Linked DNA regions of Homo sapiens: region 2 is linked to region 1. Evidence: chromatin contacts called from ENCODE Hi-C or POLR2A ChIA-PET data. All regions are on one chromosome and are shown on one strand. The core of a region is the stretch at or near the end of the contact, and the rest is flanking DNA. Distances in the headings are between cores, read along the strand shown.

What was found. A loop is a pair of places that touch in the nucleus more often than their neighbours do. ChIA-PET counts read pairs that join two places held with the same protein, here RNA polymerase II (POLR2A). Pooled maps may share reads with other maps.
Region 2: a loop to region 1 is called in a map of ovary, with 3 times the contacts of the local background. The contact joins the enhancer-like site here to the promoter of METTL24 in region 1. A Hi-C loop is called at or near these places in 5 of 168 maps with a recorded cell type or tissue (ascending aorta, dorsolateral prefrontal cortex, esophagus muscularis mucosa and 2 more) and 8 of 50 pooled maps. POLR2A ChIA-PET finds 5 or more read pairs at or near these places in 4 of 52 experiments (A673, HEK293, OCI-LY7 and 1 more).

What each region holds. Positions count from the first base shown.
Region 1 is chr6:110,356,304-110,361,612 of GRCh38, reverse strand. It overlaps METTL24 (methyltransferase like 24), which reads left to right and starts at 3,264. Exons shown (of 5, transcript NM_001123364.3): 1 at 3,264-3,658. The coding sequence starts at 3,341. RefSeq lists an enhancer at 633-927.
Region 2 is chr6:110,322,806-110,328,114 of GRCh38, reverse strand. METTL24 (methyltransferase like 24) reads left to right here. Exons shown (of 5, transcript NM_001123364.3): 2 at 5,243-5,309. Among named protein-coding and RNA genes, the nearest start is that of METTL24, 33 kb to the left of the region's middle. RefSeq lists an enhancer at 4,668-5,275. Within about 2 kb of position 2,699, at least 7 of the 41 ENCODE cell types and tissues checked have a DNase peak (open chromatin) inside an H3K27ac peak, as active enhancers do; they include sigmoid colon, where a contact is called at or near this core.

The DNA.
Region 1 (5,309 bases), core at 2,015-4,514:
TAAAAGAGGCTGGCAGCTCCTTCCTTTCTCTCTTGCTCCCATTCTCACCATGTGATGCACTGGCTCACCCTTTGCCTTCTGCCATGACTGTAAACTTCCTGAGGCCTCACCAAAAGCAGATGCTGGCACTATGCTTCATGTACAGCATGCAGAACCAAGAGCCAATTAAACCTCTTTTTGTTATACATTACTTAGCCTCAGGTATTTCTTTATAGTGACACAAAAAAGGACTAACACACTGGGTATGTCACATTGTGAGATATAAATAACCACTTGATGAAGGTGAGGATACTATCGGCTCTGTTTTCTCTTTGGACAGTCTATAATTTAAAATGACCACATTGGCATCTATAGTTACAGCAGGTTTTCTCAACTTAGGCTCTCCTGACATTCTGGGCTGGACAAGTCTTTGTTGTGGAAGGCTATCTTTTGCACTGGAGGAGGCTTAGCTGCATCCCTAGTCTAATAGGTAGCCATTAGACGCCAGTAGCATCCTCCAGTGGTAACAACCAAAAACATCTTCAGACATTGCCAAATGTCCCCTGGGAGGCAAAACCAACCCTGGTTGAGAATCACAGCACTACAGCAGGTGTCCAAGTTGAAATGCATGTTGTTTAGGAGATTAGAAATGTTCTGTTTCACACATTTTTCTGGCTAAAACCTCTAGGAGGATGTAATCTGTGATCTGATGAAAGCCGCTATTGTGGTTTACTGACCTGCTTGTTTAATTAACCAGCCTATGACACAGCGGTTAATGATTATCTGCATTTTTGAGACACATCCAGAAAGGACTGAGACAAGTTCAACTCTATAAGAAAAGCAAAGGTCGTGAATGAAAGATTGCTTGTCAGCTACAACAGTGATCCATTAGATTTGCCTCTTCAGCCCACAGACTGACCCATTTTACTATTCATTATCATCCACCACACAGGAAAACACTGTGTGGAAGTTAAAAATAGGTTTCTTCCAGAAAATTGATGCTACATACATATAAACGGTTCTTTTTTATTAGTAATAAACACATAGACATAAACACAACTGCAAAAGATAAAAGGCTATTTAAATATTCCATGTAATTTGAATTTTTTTCCATAATGAAAACATTTTATTAGAGAACTGTAGAAATGAGATAAAGGAAAATATGAGGTCATCCTGCCCATTCTCTTCAAGAGCTACACTGTTTTGTATGCACCCCCACTCCATCCTCCACCCCCAGCCCAGAGTCTTATTAAATATCCCCATTTTAATAATATAGGAGAGTGCTTATGCTTCCCCACCCACCCCCAGAGAGAAACTCAACAGAGGAGCAGAGGGTACGCACTAGTGGCACCATGATCTTCAAAATATGACTTCTCTAGTTAGCGGCACTGTGTTGACTGCATAGAAAATAAAACTTCCAGCAAAGTCTACATCAGACATTACCAATCCAGGTTTATCAAGCACCCTACAAACTCTGTCTTAAAGAGCCTTATACAACTTAACAGAGTTCGTTTCTTGATGATTAATTGTTATTTTCTTGAAATTATTGGGTACTCTGAATTCCAGAGAATGCTGTATAAATTATTTGTAAATTTCCTTATACTTTATCTTTGCCCACTTTGGAATCAATGCTTACCTTTTGTTTTTCATGACAACATCCAGGATTTTCTTCCATGGTAAATAACAAAATAATTACTATTGAGACCCTTCTGTGAGCCAGTATTATTTGGGCATGAAACATATAATATTTTATGCAACATTTATAATCCTGCCATATATATAGATCTGTTTATTCATGGGAAAACGGAAACTCAGAGAGGTCCAGTACTTCGTTGAAAGTCTCATAGTGCTTGAACGGCAGGGTCCTGGTTCAAACACAGTTCAAGTAAATAGTCACAGGATGTGAGGCTGGCTCTCAGTTTGTGTAAGGAAAAACTCGTACTTGTTTAAATTTGTTAAAATAGAACCCATCTGCAATATCCCCTGGACTCATCTAAGAAAAAAGCAAAAGTCAATCCTAATGGAACGTTCAGGAGCCTGAGGATCTGGTGTGGCCAGGGGGTGGACTAGACTGGGTGGAGATATTTTGTTACATGTAGAGAAACAGCCCAAGTGCTTTGTTCACTAGCAGGGAATAAATTGGGTCTTTCTTAAGCCAGGAAGAGAAGAGGATTTTAGAGACGAGGGCTTCCTACGGAAAATACCCAACATTCAAAAGGGCAGGGGGGTAGGGCCCCATATTTGTTCTCTCTTGTCCATGCTGTAGGCTGTTACGGGGGAAGAGGATAGGTCTACAGGCGCAGTCTCCCATGGAAGCATGGAAAATGCAAGAGTAAAGCAAGGAAAAAAAGAAAAGTGACTACAGCTTAAAAAAATCTAAACCCAAACTCAAACCTAAAACCCAAACCCACCCCAAATGGGTTGTGGGAAAGGATTCTACTAACAATTGAAAATGGAACATCCACCACTGGACTTCAGGCTGTGAGAGTTCAGTCTGATTAATTAAGGTCAAGGTGGTGATGGAAATACCAGCTGGGGAGCATTTTGCCGAAAGATAAATTTGTCCCTCTGTATTTCTGCGAGACAGCAGGGAGGTGTGTGTTTGGAGCTAAATTAATTTGATTTACATCATGCCATGGTAACTTCTGTTCTCTCTCCCCCCTCCTCACCAACCCGCTGTCAGATGTCTTAGCTGGCTTTTTCCCTCTTCTTCTTCACCCCCACACATTTCATAACACGGAAAGAAAGCACGAATTGGCTTCAGGCAGAATTTAGACATAGAATAACTCTAATTTGATTATTCTGCATTGAGTGCTATTCTCTTCGCCCCCCAATCCCTTTCTTTCTTGAGAGAGAGAGAGAAGTTGTAAGCCCGGGCATAAGTGCTATTTATTTTTATATTGTGCTTAATGGTGCAAACTGCTTGACTGTTCCTTGTATGCTCACCTACCCTCCTCCTGTGTTTCTCCAACAACACTAATACCAGAAAATGAAGTTATGGCCCGGGATCCCGTTAGGAATGCGCTTTTTCTGGCCCTATGTCTTTCAGCTCCGTCAGGCTTTGGAGGCCGGGGCGGAGGGCACCTCTTGAGGGACCCTGTACAGCCGGGCCCTGGCACCTCCGGAGGGGCGGAGAGGGCCCCCTGTGACCGCGTTCGGCCCACCACCGTTCCAGCGGCGGGGCGCGCTCGGCAGGGCAGGATAAGGTTACGCCGGGGCTTCCTCGGTCGGGAGGGAGGGAGGCGGGTCCGAGCCCGCACCCCGGCCCGCGGGGGAGTTCCCACAGTTGGCCGCTCCGGCCTGTGGGGCTACATCCCTGCTGCCGGCCAGGCGCGGCCCGCGGGACCCCGAGTGTAGCGCCATGGCCCGGGAGAGGCCGCCCGGGAGGGGCTGCGGCGTCCTGCGCCGGTGTCTACTCGGGGCTGTGCTGTTGTTCGGCCTGCGGCTCTGCGCAGAGCTGCGGCGCGCCGGGCCCGGGTCCCCCACCCGCAGCGCCCCGCCGGGCCCGGCCTGGCGGCCACCTGGGCCGCACCTGCCGCCCGCGCCGGGCCAGCCGCGCGGCGCCAGCAGGAGGCAGGTGACCTACGTGCGCAGCGGTCGCCGGGCGCCGCCGGGGGGCGGCGGGAGCGGGACGCCGGAGCCTGGCTGCTGTGCCCCGCGCGGGCGCCCCCGCCGGAAGGTCAGTTGCAAAGCGGTCGGTCTTGGGCCTGGGACCAGAAGCCCCCTCCCGACCGCGCTACGGAGCCCGGCGCTCAGGTCCCGCAGGCCGCCTCGATGGGACCTCCGGAGGCTTCCGCTTCTTCTCTTCCCCCTGTGCTCTCTTAGGCGGCTCCACGGGTCGCATCTTTCAGTGCCCAGATAGACTGAAGTGCGGCCAAGCGGAGTTCATTCACTATTCAGCCAGTACTTGGGGGTCGCCGTGGCCGGGCGCCCTTCTAGGCTCCGCGCATCCCGTGAAGAAGGACGGAGCCCTGTTCTCACGGAGGATACACTTTAGTAGGGGAGTGTTTGCGTGATAGGCAGGGAAAGGGAAAGGGAAAGGAAGGCGTTGTGGCTGCCATTGATGTGCTGTGCTGCTCCCAGCCTTCTGCTTAAGGCCTGGACAGAGTTGGGTGGGTATCGCCGTGAATGGCCTGTCCACGCCACTGCCTTCATCTCGCTGAAGATCCACCAGCTGGCCGAATTTCCCTGGAGTCTCATTCCAGGCGTTGGCTGGGGGCTGGGAGGCTGGCGCCAGTTGAGAAGCCGAGCACCCAGCCCCACTTAATGAGAAGTTAATTGGATCCTCGAGGACCCAAGTAATAACCTGGGTTTGTCTTATAACTCTCGACCGTGTTGTGCCTCCTACCTCATTAACTTCTTGGCTTACACCTCACTGATTAGTCCATTTTTAGCCTCTGATTGTTAAGGTTTTGGGCTCATCTCCTTTTTGGAGCTCGGTAATTTGCGTCGTACATGGAAATGAAAAGAACTACAGGTATGAGCTCTCCTCATCCTTTTACCCATCAACTCCTGCTTCCAGCCTCAACCACGTTCTCCAAAGCAACTACTTTCCGTTGCCCGGCTGTTCCTCGTTTCTTTTAGACATCCACCCCAACCTCCACCCCGCTTCCCATCACCGGTCCTGGAGGGGAGGGAACAACTCTTCCTTTGCCTCGCTGCTGTCTTCGGCTGCCCAGTGCTAGCCTACTTTTCAGCACCACAACCCAGCACTCCTGCCGGGCTTCACTTCCTCGCTTCCTTCGGGCCTCGCCCTCCGTTTTTCCACACCACTGCTGTTCCTTGCTGGGCCATCGTGCTAACTTCCTGGATAAACTGAAATACCTTTTTCTATCTCGCAAACCTCACCTCCTGTGTAAAGTCTTGATTAGATCTTCCAGAAGAAAGCAGCCACTTCCTCTCCAAGTTCCTAATTCACTGTCCGTGATACCATGTTAAACATTCAGCACAGTTTTGCCAAGGGCTTACCAGGTAGGCATCTGGTGCTGGAGGCACAAAACGAGTTCAGATTCTCGTGGGGGAGGCTCTTAGCACAGGCATCCGGTGATTTCCAATCCTGTAATTGAGGCCTTCAGCTCTGCCTGGGGAGTCAAGAAAGGCTGCTCAAGGCGGGGGACATATTTGAGTTACAATGTGATGTTTCTTTCTTTTCTTTTTCTTTTCTTTTCTTTTCTTTTTCTTTTTTTTATTTGAGCCGGAGTCTTGCTGTGTCGCCCAGGCTGGAGTACAGTGGCTTGATCTTGGCTCACTGCCACTTCCGTCTCCCGGGTTCAAGCGATTCTTCTGGCTCAGCCTACCGAGTAGCTGGGATTACAGGCGTGCACCACCAC
Region 2 (5,309 bases), core at 1,450-3,949, 33 kb after region 1:
CTCTGTGGCAACTCATTGTAATACCTCATTTGACATTTCAGCTCAGGCCTCCTGGGGACAGACAAACAGACCAATCCAAAATGATGTTATTTCCAGCCACCTCTGCTTAAGCTGCTGCTTTACCTGTCTGAAGAGGAAGTACAGGTGGCAGGCAGGATTGGGAATCCACGTTCCCACCTCCTGGGAGCAATAGGGGTGGCGTTGTTATGGCCACTTGATATTTGAAACACGTGGATGATAGGCATTTAATGTACCCTGGCATTTAGGGAATTGTTTGGAGTAAAATCACAATGATTAAAAAGAGGTTTTAAAAAGGGAAAGATGATTTTTGTCCTTTTCTATTTAACCTGCCATTGACGTTTTAAGGTGCTCAGAGAATTCTCTTTGTGGGAATTTGGGAAGGACAAATGTTGATGTATACACTAGAGAATTAAGACAAATGATAATTGAAAGAGATGATAAAAGCTAGCGGTTTCCATGGGGAAATAATCACAAACTGCTGTCAGACTGATTCCAATAAGAACATTGCTTTATGTGAAATGTTTTTTAAACAGCTCAACCAAAGCATTAAGCCAGAGCACTTCTGAGGGCATCTATTTGCGGTGTTTCTATTATATCCCCATCTGAGACTCCTCAACTTAACATTATTCACTGTTCCAGCTGCTGTGCTTAGCTTCTTTGTGGTCAACACTCAGTTGGAAATGAAAAATATTAGGTTGCAAGAAGAATACTATTTGTGGACCCTTAAGATCATTCTATAGTTTCACCATATTGATTTACCATATGGATTCTAAATTATTGATCTGTGAAGTTACTTTTGTATGTTAGCTCAGGTTAAATGCTGCTACTGTGTTTAAGATGTCTTTAATAATGCTGGAAAGACCTTTGATGTGCTTTTGGGCTTCTAGTAGTGGAGACTGCTTCCCATGCTCTGCCTTTGTATTTTCAGTCATTTATTTTGGAGTAATACTCAGGCGCTGTACCTTTTTGTGCCCCCAGTGTACCCTGTAGAGATCTCTGTCAGAGCCCCTATAACCGTTATGGCATTTATTGGTTTACACAGCTGTGGCCTATATTAAATTGTGACACAGAGCCTGGCATGTGGCACAAATGCCCACTGAATGAATGAATGACTCCTTGGTCAAGTCTCACTGCCTCTTTCCAAAGAATGCTGGAACAAGAAGCCTTCCATTTGCCCCTGCTGGCCCAACCTCCACCCTGCTCCACCCCGGGAGGCTGACCTGCAGGGACCAAGCACAGCCTCAGTCTTCCCTGCTTTCCCTTTGAGTTTGGCCAACAGGAGGCAGGAGATTGGTGGGTGGGGCAGACAGGGTGGAGTATGTAATAGGATTGGCTGTATTCCTGTACTACAGACTTCTCCATATAGTTCCCTTTAGACTTGTAAGGGCTCTCCGGTGTTACCAGACACAGGTATTGCATTATTTATTCTTTATTGGTTTCCTTAAGCCCTGCCCACACCTTTGTAAATAGACTTTTTGTTAAATTCTCTCAAATTAGCCAGTTTGAATGAGCCCACTGGATCCTGCTGGGTCCCTGACTGATTGCCCAAGTCACCCAGTTAACAACATTGGTTATAATCTAGGTGTAATACCTTTCCTCACTCACCATAAGCATACGGCCAACACTCTTAACAAAAGACAGGTGAACAAGAGAAAAGCATAACACATTTATTTAATCAAAGTTTTACATGACATGGAAGCCTTCAGAAATGAAGACCTAGAGATGCAGGGAAAATGATCTATTTTAATGCTTAGGTTCCATGAAGATGGACAGCTACGTGGAAGTGTGATTGGACAAAAGGGTCTGATGTAATGGTAATAGACTGAGCGGGGAACCCCAGCAAGGCCTGTCTGTTCAGCTTCCTCTTGGTCTCTCTGTGTAGTGTTTCTTCCTCCTGGGTATGGGGCAAGATCCCTCTGGAACAAAGGTATTTGGGGAGAAGGGAGAGAGTGACCTTTGTAGATTTTATGGCTTGCTTTGGGAAGAGGGTCTCCAGTTTCTCTCACCTGCCTTGCGGAAGAGGAATTCTGGTTTCTAGAACTCACTTTGGGGAAGAAAGAGGAGTGAGAGACAGGAGGGCCACAGAAGGTCAGAGAGAACTCGCCTTTGAGGCCCATCCAGTGTCTTTTTGAGACAGTCAAGTATAAAGGGGACCCCAGAGAAACTCTGACCAGCCTGTGCACTGGGAGGAATGCACAACGGGCCAGAGCCCCTGGGAAGTTTGCACCATTTGCAGTGGGGAGGAGCCTGGCCTCTCCTCTTCTGGGGTGGAAACTGGGATTCAATCTGTGAGGCAGGAAGCCAGCTAGCAGAACTTTTGCTTTGCTGAGAGTCCCTGTTTCTCTTTTTTCCTTTTTGCCCAGTAAATTCCATTTTTCTCACCCTTCAAAGTGTCTGTGAGCCCAGTCTCTCATGGTCATCTGACAAAGACCCCATTTTACCTGAACTAAGGAGAAAGTCCTACAACACTTTAAAGTTCATACCATGCCAAAGCACAAGACTTTGGGAAATCATATTCTGAGCCCCAACAACATCATAGTCTGTCTCCCTTGCATTATTTCAGTCAACCCCCCCTTTTAGGCCAGCCTACCTCTGAATTAGGATCAGCTGGAGCAGGAGTCAGCAAACTACAGCTTGCAGGCCCAATCCAGCCTGCTGCCTGTTTGTGTAAATGGAGCTTTATTGGAAGACAGCCATAACCATTTGTTTACTTACTGTCTATGGCTGCTTTTGAGCTACAACAGGAGGCAAAGAGTTGCAACAGAAACTGTGTGGCCTGCAAAGTCTAAAACATTGGCTATTTGACCCATTATAGAAAAGATTTTCCAACTCCTGATTTTGAGGAAAACCATAACATGTGAACTTCATCATTTTCATCCAGGGACTCCTGGGCCAGATGCTCGGGGCCCTTGTGAGTGGTCCATGACAGTGAAGTGGGAGGTTTTAAACCCCGGGCCTAGCTGAGTGCTCCTGGGACATCATATTGCTGTGCTGGCTGCTGCAGCAACCTGGGAAGCACTCACTCTGTCAATGTGACCAAGCAGGACTGGAGGCATTTGTGTTTAAATGTGTTGATAATTTATGATTTCAGAATCGAATAATTTCCTAAAGAGAACAACTCTCCTGAATATTTTAGCATTTTACTATCGAAGTTATTTTGTACATATCTGTCTCCCCCACCTGACCATGAGTGCCTCTTGGGAGAGCCTGGGTTTTAGTCATATCTCTATTTACCAGTGCCTGGCACAGAGTGGCTAAGGCTCAATAAATATTGTTTGACCAAATGGTAATCAACATCGAATTCAGAGAAGGAAAAAAGAAATGAGGGTGTGGGAGGCATTAACTGGAAAGATGTATGACTTAATGTTCTCCAGCTCTCTTACTAGAGTCTCTGCCTGCTCAGCCTGCACAGAACAAGAAGAGCTACAAGAAAAGGCTGTTCTTTCAGAAGGTGTCCCTCAGGGAAGACTGGCTACATGATTCGTGGGCCCAGTATAAAATGAAATGCAGGGCCTTTTGTTCAAAAATTTTTAAGAATTTTGACTGACTCTAGGCACACTGCCTGTGAGTTAGCCCTGCTCTGCAAGGAGCAGTAATAAAAAAAATAATAAAATTACTAAGAATTTCGAGACAGCATCAGCAGAGCATTAAACTGAGCATGGCCTCCTAAGACTGCACAGGTTGCATGCCCATACAGCTGGCCCTGCCCTATGGGTTCCTGAAAAAAGAGGCAGTCTGCGGGAAACCAGGGAGGCCTCCTTCAATCTAGAGGGACTGCGTGAGGCTCAGCCCCCACAAGGGTAGTACAGGCTGTGGGGATGTGAGACTGTGGGCTCTACAGGGATTCTGCAATGATGTGTGTCTAATAATGCCAAAACTGAATAACCCTTGATCACTTCCAAAGCGCTGGTATTGATCTCAGACGCCCAAGTGAGAATGGATTCCTCTTCCCCAAACCCAGACCGTCTGGCTTCACATAGACTAACCTTGTTCCCCACTACTTTCCTGTTTTCTATGTAACCCCGAGTCACCTAGGCCACCCCATCTAGGGGCAACAAACCACATTTGTACTAAAGCATCTCACGGCTGGCCTGTCTAGATGTTTCTTTCTTGGGTGCTGAGAGTTCCCACCACAGTACCTGACTGGAGAACACTGTGTATATGTGAATGATCCCTTTATCTTGCCCCCAGAACCCTCCCCTGCCTACTTCCTCACCATATAAAAAGGGGTTTAGGGGCCCATTCTCACTACACTGCAGGAAACCTATGCTATGACGCCCAAAGCCTTTCCTGGCACTAGACATTGACCCCGCCAGCTGCTGGAGCTCTCCCTTCCCCCAGCCCTTCCCTACCCTGCACGAGCCGTCCCCACCCCTGGGAATTGCAGCAAACCTCCTGGAGGTCTCTTGGTGTTGACAACTATAGGTGGGAGTTTTGAGCTCTAATAAGGATTTCCTGACTAGTGCCCCCTTTTTACTGGAGGGGCTACCATTTTTGTTTCCTCCAGACCATTGCATTCCCCCAACCCTTCATCCACCCATCCTTGCTACAAAAGGGGGCTGAGCGGGTCATCCTTAACCACTCTGTTCTTGGGAGCACCTCGTAACCTCTGCTAACAGGTGGTGGCTGCCTCACAGTGCTAGAAAGCCACCCTCCCCAGCCCTGGTGATGACAGTTCTGGGGTCCTCGCTCTGCCTGTGCAGGGTCCCAGCAGCCAAGGGCCGTGGTCCCATCTCCCTGCACTGAGGAAGATAAACAAATGCCCAGAACAAAGACAAGCCCCCAGCATTATGGTGCTTTGTTTAGAGAGGCACATATTCTTGAAGCTCTAAGCTTTGGGAGACTGTCGTCGATAAGGGAGTTTCTTTTCCCGGAGGAGCACAGCCTCATATAAAATAAGCTGCAGTTAAGGGAGAGCCCAATGGGGTCAAGTGGAGTTTGCCTTTGATCATACATGCAGAGTCAGACAGTCCTGGGGCCTTTGCATTCTCCTGCAAATTCCCCAACCTGGGAGTTGTGCTGTCTCCGGCCTCATTTGTCTCCCTGCGACTGATGTGGCCTTAATGACAGCAGCTCGCAAAGAGCCTCCTGCTGCCTGTGTGCATATGTGTGTGTTTTGCTGACAGCCAAAGCAGCCTTGCTTCCTCTCTGATACTGTGTCCTTCTCCTCCCACCCAGTTCCTCTTCCTTACACACAACCTATGTTTTCTGTCTCTTGCAGGGTCCCCGGTGGCATATAGATCTCCAGCCTTGGGCAGGCTCTGCTCAGTCCCTGGATGAAGAAGCCT